Regions from separate parts of the Homo sapiens genome. Here region 2 is linked to region 1. A link is an interaction called in ENCODE POLR2A ChIA-PET data of the cell type or tissue named here. Cell type or tissue: PC-3. All regions are shown on one strand.

Region 1 (5,000 bases):
CCTCTGTATCTCATCATTTCCTTGAAGTTTGTATCATTGATAGTTACCTCTGATCTGCCACTCTGCCCATCTTCTGTGAATGAAAACTTAGCCCACAGCGTTTCATTTAGATCTGGTCTGGGCTGCCTTTACCTGGCCTCACTCCTGGCTTCCATAGACGCTTAAGGTGATTAGGCATTTGTCCCTCACCGTTTCGATTGAAATAATCAGTTCAAAATAAAACTGACAACAGCTAACCTACACAAAGAATGTGTTAATGAGCAAACATTCACAGGGGAATCAAATTATCCCAATAAAATTCAAATCAATCAAATTTAAACCAGGAAAATTTGACTTAGTAGAAATAAAACTACGATGGAAAATTCAGTGGCAGAAGCTAAAATTTGACCTAAATAAATTATTGTCAATAAATTATAAGCCATCATTGTAAAATTCCAAATGCAAAAGAATTCATCTCCATAAAATGATTTTGATAAAATAGAAGATGGAAAAAGGTAGAAATTGTTTAACTGCTCTGTATTGAACATTTATCTTGGAGTAAAAATGATTGAGTAAGCATTAATTAAGAAAATACTTTCTTGATAAAAATTCAGCCATTATTGGTGTTTTTAATGTTGTAGTTATAAGCATGGAGTCAAAACACCCTCAGCAATATATCACGGAGGTCAAAACGTCTGCCAGACTAAACATAGGTTCAAAATGACAGTTCCAATAAAGGGAGGTCACAACTTCCTGTGACTGTGCTTGGTAAGTGATGGAGGCAATCATTTACAGATGATGCTCTGACAAGGGAGGCAGACTGAGACCATCACTGTCACATGCTCACTTGAATAGCCAAGCATCTAGCCCAGATTACATTCCTCTAAGCATGCCTTAACCCCACAGGTTCAACAAAGAAGTGTTCATTAACTTCTTCGCCCAAACAAGTACTCTTCTGAAATGTCTGTCAACACAATAACAATAATAGCCAACACTTATATAACATGGGCCAGGCACTTTACATATATTCACACATTTGATCCACACAACAATCCCATGAGATAAGTACTATTATCATCTCCATTTGCCAATGATAAACATGAAGCACCAAGAGCTTAACAACTTGCCTGAGGTCACACATTTCATAAGCAGTGGAGCTGTTCAGTCTACTACCATGCATCCCAGACAGGATGTTCAGGTGAACAAGATCTATCTAGCTTAAGTTCCATAAAATTTATCAAAATTTCAGCTGAGGTTTTATGCAATACTTGCAATATAGATAAGGCTTGGACTGGTGTCCTGAAGCTGCCACTCTCTATCTACAGGACTTTGGGTAAGATTAATCTCTTAACCTCTTTGAACTCATTTCTTCACATGTGTTATGTGAATAACTATACAATGCAATTACTTCTTGCAGGTAGGAGAAATTAAGAGAAGTCAATGATATAATAAGAGTATAACCTTTAGTACAGTGTTTGAGGTAAAAGTGCTCAAATCTAAGCTGTGATGGTAAGAATAATAGGTAAGTTTATCAGAGGACTCTGACTTGCCCTGGAGCCCATAGGACTTATGAAGACAGGGACTGTCATTATCTTGCTCACTGGATTGTGAGTTTAGCACATGAGAGGTGTTGAATATTGGTTAGTTGGTTGTTTCATTGGTTGGGTATGTGGGTGGTTGGGTGGTTAGATGGTTGGTTGGTTGGTTGGTTGGTTGGTTGGTTGGTTGGTTGGTTGGTTGGTTGGTTGGTTAATTGGCTGGTTGGATAAATGAATGGATGGATGGAAGGATGGATGGATGGATGGATGGATGGATGGATGGATGGATGAATAGATGGATGAATAGATGGATGAATAGATGGATAACCGTCTGCATCCTCTGTCCCAAAGGAGCTAAACTCAGACTTTTCTTCCTAGTCCTTTGCATATATGCATCCAATCTCCCCCAAACAGACTGACAGATACTCAAGGGCAAGGATGAGGTTTTTATCCACATCCCACAATACCATGAACTTATGATTTCCCAAGGAAAGAGACTTGGGATTATGAAACAATACTCTGGACCACTCAGGCCTCAAAATACCTTAAAGGTACTGCCTATCCCCTGGATCTTTATTCCATAGAACATTCATCACTGAAGGGATTTCCTGTGGTATTTGGTGCAATAAGGCTTATATAAGCCAAGGTCCCTGCTCCCTAGATTTTCTATCATCCCTCCTCCTTAAGACAAAGGGAAACATTCAAATGTTCAAAAGAGAAATATTTATCTTGAAGATCCTAAGTTCTGAAAGAGAAAACGTGTATCAGAATTACATAATTATATAAAGCACTGATTTTCCAGGTCAGACAAAAGTGATTTTGAATCTCTGCAAACATCTGAAATACTTTAAACCTTGATTCTATCACCTGAAAAGGGGAGATAAGGTCACCTTCTTTGGAGGATCATTTGGAGGATCAAATCCTATACTGTGGGTAAATTACTTAGCACAACCATCATTACAGCTTCAGTAAAAGACCATGATTATCCCTGGTCAAACTACTATCTGTTTGAAAATTAAGAAAAGACCTACCACAGCTATAGCAACTTATTCTAAACAAACAAAAATTATGCTTATTATTCTCAATAAACTTTTGCTGAATACCTGCTATATATGTGAGCAGCCCTATCACCTGATTTCTCAATCACTCATGAGCAATAAGTAGTTATATTATAGTTTTAAAACTTTCTCCCTGAAGGTCAAAACCCAAGTCCAACATTTCATTCCTTTATTTTTTTATTCACCCATTCAACAAATCTTTATTGAGAGCCTGCCATGCATCAGACACTGGGCTGGGCTCCAGAAATACAGAGCTGAGTGACCCAAATAAGATTCCTGTTTTCATGGAACTTCTAATCTAGGTGGTGCACATGGATTATTAAAATAAAAAAACTCACATAAAGTACACTTTTAAACTATGATAAGTGCTTTGAAGGAAAAGTACAGGGACAAATGAGCACAAGCAAAAGGGAGATGCTAAGGACATGAGGAAAAAGAAAAAAGAGACCAACTGGCCGGGTGCCATGGCTCACACCTGTTACCCCAGCACTTTGGAAGGCTGAGGTGGGTGGATGATTTGAGCCCAGGAGTTTGAGACTAGCATGGGCAACATGGTGGAAACCCATCTCTACAAAAACTACCAAAAAAAAAAAAAATTAGCTGGGAGTGGTTGTACATGCCTGTAGTCCCAGCTACTCGGGAGGCTGAAGTGGGAGGATCACCCAAGCACCTGAGTCTAGAAGGTCGAGGTAGCAGTGAACCATGGCCACCCCACTGCACTCCAGCCTGGGCAACAGAGTGAGACCCTGCCTAAATAAGAGAGAAAGAGAGAGAGAGAGAGAAACAGACAGATGGACTTTATACAACTTGGAAAGAAAGAAAAGAATGCCACAGGACTTGGAAGAGGATCAGAATATCAGTTTATATAAGCTCTTAGGACTGTAAAACAACCGGAAATGAAAATCCTCCAAGTAATCTTTCTGTTTGCTATCCTTTCCCTCCACCCACTACAGCCCCAAAGCTACATGTTCTAGAACAGACAAAAGTTAGTTTTGTTTTGTTTTATGAATAAGTAGCTTTTTGGTCACCAGGATTACCACGCAGCTGTTATTTCAGCCTAGCCCGTGGCAGCTCCCCTGAGGAGGAAAGCAGATGTAGCCATTGTCACTGCTTGCTGTCTGGTACAATGTTCAAAGAATTCAGGGGCATTCCTATGAATGTCTCTATGAAGTAGATGTCAGATATATCCCCAGATGAACAAACATCAGAAGTTCTCTATGTGCAAGAAAGTTCAATAACCAAAAAAGTCACCTTCACACATATTTGGCCCGTGCAAGGAAGATCAAGTAGCTGAGAGTCATACAGATCATGTTTAACTATGGTCCGCTAGATTTGGAAGGTTAAAATAAAAGACAGAAGCGAGGTATCTATTTTCAAAATCCTTTTCATAGATAACAGTAAAATGTGTGACCCTAAATAAAAATACAGTAAAATGGAAGGTTAGGGAAGTAGATAATTAAGCATTCCTGAATACTAAGTGAGTAAAAAAAGTGCTACTACCAACATTTATGCATAAGAAACAAAGCATCTGTACATGAACATGGGCTCTTCCCAGGCTATTTGTTTTGCAACACATATTTGGATGAGAAGGATGTTCCTAATAGCTTTTTCCATGATGTCAAAAGTAGGCTATTCTCTCATGTTCATGATCTTCCTTCTGCTACCACCATTGGAGCTACGGGTACTATGATGGGTGAGACCCACGAAACTCCACCTGGCTGCTTCCCTTCCTCAGATGTCCATAGTCTTCTACGATTGGCTCTGGAGTCTCTTGCAAGTTTCCCTCATTCACCTCACTCCCAACCTGGAATCTTCTTCAAAACATAACTTACTGATCTTATAATTTGTTTTGACCAATCACTACTATAGGTCAAAGCTTTCTGTTCCTCCTTCTATTTTCCATTTGGGAAATGCAGTCTCTCTTTTTTTCTAGGCTAAGTTACCTGACTGTGGTCAACAATAACACCAGTATTTCTTTTTCAAGACCTCCTGGAAAGTCAGTTCTCTCCAATCCTGTTCTAAAGTAACCAATTTTGATTGATTCAATTACACCAGAATGATTGTGTTGATTTCAGCCCAGTATTTCAGGCTGATGAAACAAGTTTTAATCTAATGCTTCTATTCATGATCATATTAGTGATAGCATTTCTCTCAGAGATGTGTCACCTGACAGAAACACAATATAATATAATGGTTTCATTTCCTAGCTCCAGCATCAGAGGACATGACTTCAAATTTCACCTCGATCACCACTAACTGTGGACTTAGACAAGCCACATCAATTCTCTAAACCTCAGTGGAGATAAAAATAATAGTAACTACACCAAAATGTTGTGTGATTACATGAGAGTCATCACAAAGGTTTTGCATGAGACTTAATGCATAAAACACATTAACCTCAACTGTTATTTTTATTTTGAGATGT
Region 2 (5,000 bases), 160 kb before region 1:
TTTTATTTTTTTAAGCTGTAAAAAGAGAGAAAACTTATTTGAGTGATTATTTGTTATTTGTACAGTTCAGTTCCTCTTTGCATGGAATTTGTAAGTTTATGTCTAAAGAGCTTTAGTCCTAGAGGACCTGAGTCTGCTATATTTTCATGACTTTTCCATGTATCTACCTCACTATTCAAGTATTAGGGGTAATATATTGCTGCTGGTAATTTGTATCTGAAGGAGATTTTCCTTCCTACACCCTTGGACTTGAGGATTTTGAGTATCTCGGACCTTTCAGCTGTGAACATGGACTCTTCCCCCACTCCTCTTATTTGCTCACACGGGGTATTTTAGGCAGGGATTTGAGGAGCAGCTTCAGTTGTTTTCCCGAGCAAAGTCTAAAGTTTACAGTAAATAAATTGTTTGACCATGCCTTCATTGCACCTGTTTCTCCAAAACCCCTTGACTGGAGTGCTGTTGCCTCCCCCACTGGAAACCGCAGGTAACTACTTGTAATTACTGCCCATGACTTAATGTAGAATGATACAAGAATGACATGCACAGATTGCTTAACCCTTTCATTTGCCTTTGAGTCTGCTGCTGCAAAGCTGCATCTCTCCTGACACTTGTGCCCCAAATCAGTTCTGCCTGCTCTTAGTATAGCTCAACTCTCCCTATGGTTATTGTTCTGTGTTGTTACCTCAGAAACACTGACTCACAGAAGCGGAGTTAAGGGGATATGTTTTTTTCTCTCCACGTGCACCCACCACCCACCTTCCAGTTCTACTTGTTTCAAAACTGTTTATATTTCTGTCTTGGCCATGTGTTACAGTGGAGCTCTTTGTACTGCATCAGGGCTTGGCATTTTAGGGATAAGGAAGATGTTCTTATGAGGAAGCTACTCAGACATGGCCCCGTAATTCTGAGGGAAAATTCAAAAGGCATTGGTCATGGGGAGAAAAGCTGGAGAACACATAACTGATGGATACCTCATGAACTAGAAACAGAATTTTAACCCCTTTTCCTTCTTTCCTTTGGTCCCTGTTTTCTTCTCCCACTGACTCTCCTCGATTCAGTGTAAACCAAGGTTCTGAGTCTTAGCACTGTTAGCATTTTGGACCAGATAACTCTTTGTTATGGGGGCTGCATCATTGTATGTGTAGCACCTCTGGCCTCTGTTCATTAGATGCCAATAGCACCCCCTGCTTATAACAAGCAAAAATGTTTCCAGACATTGCAAAAGAGCCCCTGAGGTGCGAATTAGCCCCTGGTTGAGAGTCACTGGTAGAAACTGTAAAAATCTCAGCAGATACATACATTCTTTCTAATGCAAGCGCTTGATTGTGCAGAGCCTTAGAGAGGGATTTTCACAGTTCACCTAGGCAGTAACAGACCCTCACCAGCACTCTTTCCATTCCATCATGCTGCCTTCTAAACTTGTTTTCTAGCTGCCCAAATAGTGATCATGAAATGTTAAGAAGGCTTTAAGTCTGTACATGAATTGTTTGAGAGGGTTTATCAATGGAGGTGAGGCCTGTGGGCCATGACTCCTGTTTGTGAAGAGATTATAATACTGTCAAGAGGCACGTTAGGGGAAATCACAAAAGTAAACACATTTCTTCTCCCAGCCCCTTTCTATTTTTGCCTGTGTGTCTGAGCCAGAGCTTGGCCCAGGTTTGATGAAGTGGATCGTCCTCCTTGGCAACGCCAGGCTAGAGCAGATCAGCCTGCAGGGTTCATTGCCATTCCACTGGCTCATGAAGCTGACTCCACTCCCCTCTTCCTTTCTGTTGCAGCCAAGGTCCCCAACCAGAAAAGCATTGGCCTTCTCTGCTTCCTGTCAACTCAATGATGGGATGTTTGGGTGAGCACCGAGCTATCAGGAGAAGGTTAGGCGCCTGTGATTTTGGAACATGCCATGGCAAATTGGAGAATGTGTGTCATTCAGTGCTTTTACTTTTTTCCAAGGGTTTTCATACCTATTGAAAACCCTTATTACACATTATCACCTTCTCTTTCTACTGCTATTATCACATTCTCTTTCTACTGCTCTGGTCTCCACACTCAGAGATTTGGGCAGCTTCTTTGGCTAATATTCATGCTCCCTGTAGCCTCATAAGATCTCAGACATGGAAGAGCCCATAGAAAGTATTTAACATCTGATGAGACTGAAACGCTGTGAGGTGAAGGGCTTGCCCAAGGTAAGCAGCCAAGGATGTCAGAGTGGGACTCAAGCCAGGGAACCCAACTGCTATTCCAGGAACTGCTGCATTCTCTCCACCACATTAGCATTGCGTTCTTTCCTCACCCTCAACTGGGGCTATAACATAACACATTCATTTCAGCCAATATATTTTTCTTTTGTCCTTAACACAAAATTTAGAGCATAAACAAATAATCTGCAATAGAGACAAAAGAAATAATTGTTCATTTAACTCAACAAGCATCCACTAGGATATCTTCTGCATTTAGGGAAGCTGGGAGATTCCTTAGCTCTTTATAACCAGATGTCGGTGTTGTATATATACTCTTTTGCCTAAAGGAATGTCTAATGTAATTTCTGTTAAAATTCAGGTATTAATGTTAATTCAGATTCCCAGCTAAAAGGAGAGTTTAACCATATTCACGTTCCTTTAGGAATACTGTAGACACAAGAACCTTGATTAGTTTTAAGGGTCCTGATAAGCAAGAGCATTCTAGGCATATCTTAATCCTTTGCTTTCTACCTCTTTGGTGTGTTGCTTTGTTTCTTTTGAGGGGTTGGCTTTTGTCAGTGTCCCTTCGTCTCTCTGTTTGCTGACATGCTGGCCACCTAAGGTTTGTGTTGTATTCCTCATCGTGAGTTTTTTTTTTGCCTGGACAGCAAGTTCTCAGAGTCTGTCAAATAAGAAGAACTTTTTTCTAAGATGCAAGCTGAGAGGTGTGAACAGTGGCAGGACAGGGTGAGCCTCCCCACTGCAATAATTAATGGGATAAGGAATCTGGAGAAAGGGGAGCTTGAGAATAGGAACTGTCTTTACATGATTCTTAGAATGTTTCTTATGGTGAACCTATTGCCAAATGGAGCCTAAACCAGAATCAGTCAGAAAGTATTTATGGAGCACCTACTGTATGCAGCATGAGAAAAGTATAGGTTTCCATTTCTGCCTTTTGGATCATGATATTAAGGATACTAAGCAGATACCTTTTATGGAATCTTACTAAAAGTTAGTGACTATGTTAGACACCTGTTAGGCGTTATGTCCTCACAACTGTATGATGTAGGTAGCATAATTGTCCTCATCTAACAAATGAGGGAGCTGAGGCTCAGAAAGCTTCAGTAACTTTCCAAAGCCATACAACCAACTAGTTGCAGAGTCAGGACGAGAACCCAGGTCTCTGTGATTCCAGGATCCATGGAGCCTAGCACCCAGGCAAACCAGGAAGCAGCACGAGGTAGCTTAGAATCTGTGCCAGAACAAGTGTAAGAACTGGAAATGCAATACTTTGTTGAGAGAAGACGGAGACTGCTGTGGGTTGAGGCAGGGAGGAATGTTCCCTTCCAAGCATGTGACTGCAGGGTTTCTGGGGACTGACACAAAAAACCAATCACTGAAGTGCCTAGTTTGCTTCTCCAAGTCTTTGTTTTGTCTTCTCATCAGAGAATCAGACCAAAATGGAAAGAGGATATGAAACTCTAAAACGAACACAGCAGAGTAAAGCAGAAACACAGGCTGCCCTACGTCCTGGCACTCTTTCTCAGCTCCAAAGTTGGGAAGGCCTCCTAAATTGAGTGGGTAGCCAGACCTTATGGAAATTTGATAGGCCTGGGTAGCCATATAGGTATGTTTTCCATCTTGAGCTAGCATTCTAGATCAAAGGAGATGATTTTCTGACAGCAGAGAGCAAGGAAGCTTAATATGCTTTGAATGATACTTTCCATTGACAGTATAACCTCTACTAAATTCAGTCTGTGCTAATCCATACTTCACTGACAGTGCAAATATAATTTGAAGGAGGGATTTTTCTAAATGCGTAAGAGAACAAACTTCCTAAGCACTTTCAAGAACTTGAGAAATTCTGGTGTTTTGTGAATAATAGGAGGCAGGGTGAGGTGAAAAGAGCCCCCCTCCAACCTCCCACCCACCACCCCACTCTCTCTCTCTCTGAAGTTGGGTGAGGCGGTTTTCTTCAGCCGACTTCCGTTTACTCATCTGTAATTTGAGGCCAGTACAGGTGGTATCTAAGCTCTGCTCCCCTCTGAATTTATACAGTTGTTAATTTACAGGCTAGAGATAATCATTTATATTTCTAATTAGAGTTGATGACATTTGCCATATAAACAATGGTTGAATATTCTGAAGGTTGTCAGCCTGCAGAAGAGAATGCTGTGAAGTACTATTTGGTGCATGATAATTGCTTTTCAGTATGATCTAGGGGGGAAAAAAACAGATTTCTCGGTTCTGCATGAATACAAGAAGGCAAGCAGAACTTTACAGAAAGGCAGATTCTAGCTCGGGTATAGGAAGACTTTCCAAAGAGCGAAATAAATGATCTATCAGAATTGTGAACCTCCCGTTTTTGGAAGCATTCAAGAGAAGCCCAGATGAAGCTGAAGCTCTGTTCAGGATGAAGCACAAGGCCTGCACTGAGCAGGAGGCTGGGCTAGGCTCTTTCCAAATCTGTGATCCTATGTCCTTGAAAACAGCAGACCTGAATGTTCTTAAAGTGTATTCAAACTGTTCCCTAATTCCAGCTGGCCTTCTCCCCAATTCCTCTGGATTTCAGAGGTTTCACTGCATTCCTAAATGGGAAACCTCCGGGGGAAATCAGTATCTCAACAACCTTTGGCCATGGGGAGAAATCCAGAAATAGAGCAATAAGGTTAAGCAGTTTTCCAAACTATTAGACCTTTTCATCAGCTGCTCTTCCCATGCCTTTTGCAAATGACCTACTAACTCCCAGAGCGAGAATAATGAGAGCTGCAAAGTCCTCTCTGCAAAGACTATTACATCCTTCTCCACCCTCGGAATCATTGC

The links. ChIA-PET counts read pairs that join two places held together with the same protein. Peaks named below come from ENCODE experiments on the same cell type or tissue, not always from the same donor. Only the 100,000 strongest peaks of a DNase experiment are listed, where the experiment ranks them.
Region 2: POLR2A ChIA-PET joins it to region 1 with 13 read pairs; 4 of 35 experiments call an interaction of 5 or more read pairs at or near these places.

The regions. Positions count from the first base shown.
Region 1 is chr5:148,992,932-148,997,931 of GRCh38, forward strand. It overlaps SH3TC2 (SH3 domain and tetratricopeptide repeats 2), which reads right to left. Exons shown (of 17, transcript NM_024577.4): 17 at 1-5,000. Among named protein-coding and RNA genes, the nearest start is that of MIR584, 67 kb to the right of the region's middle. In PC-3, no CTCF peak of the experiment used is centred here; no DNase peak of the experiment used is centred here; H3K27ac peaks cover 884 bases.
Region 2 is chr5:148,828,210-148,833,209 of GRCh38, forward strand. It overlaps ADRB2 (adrenoceptor beta 2), which reads left to right. Exons shown (of 1, transcript NM_000024.6): 1 at 1-414. Among named protein-coding and RNA genes, the nearest start is that of ADRB2, 4.1 kb to the left of the region's middle. In PC-3, CTCF peaks have their summits at 464 and 1,189; a DNase peak (open chromatin) is centred at 492; H3K4me3 peaks cover 5,000 bases; H3K27ac peaks cover 724 bases.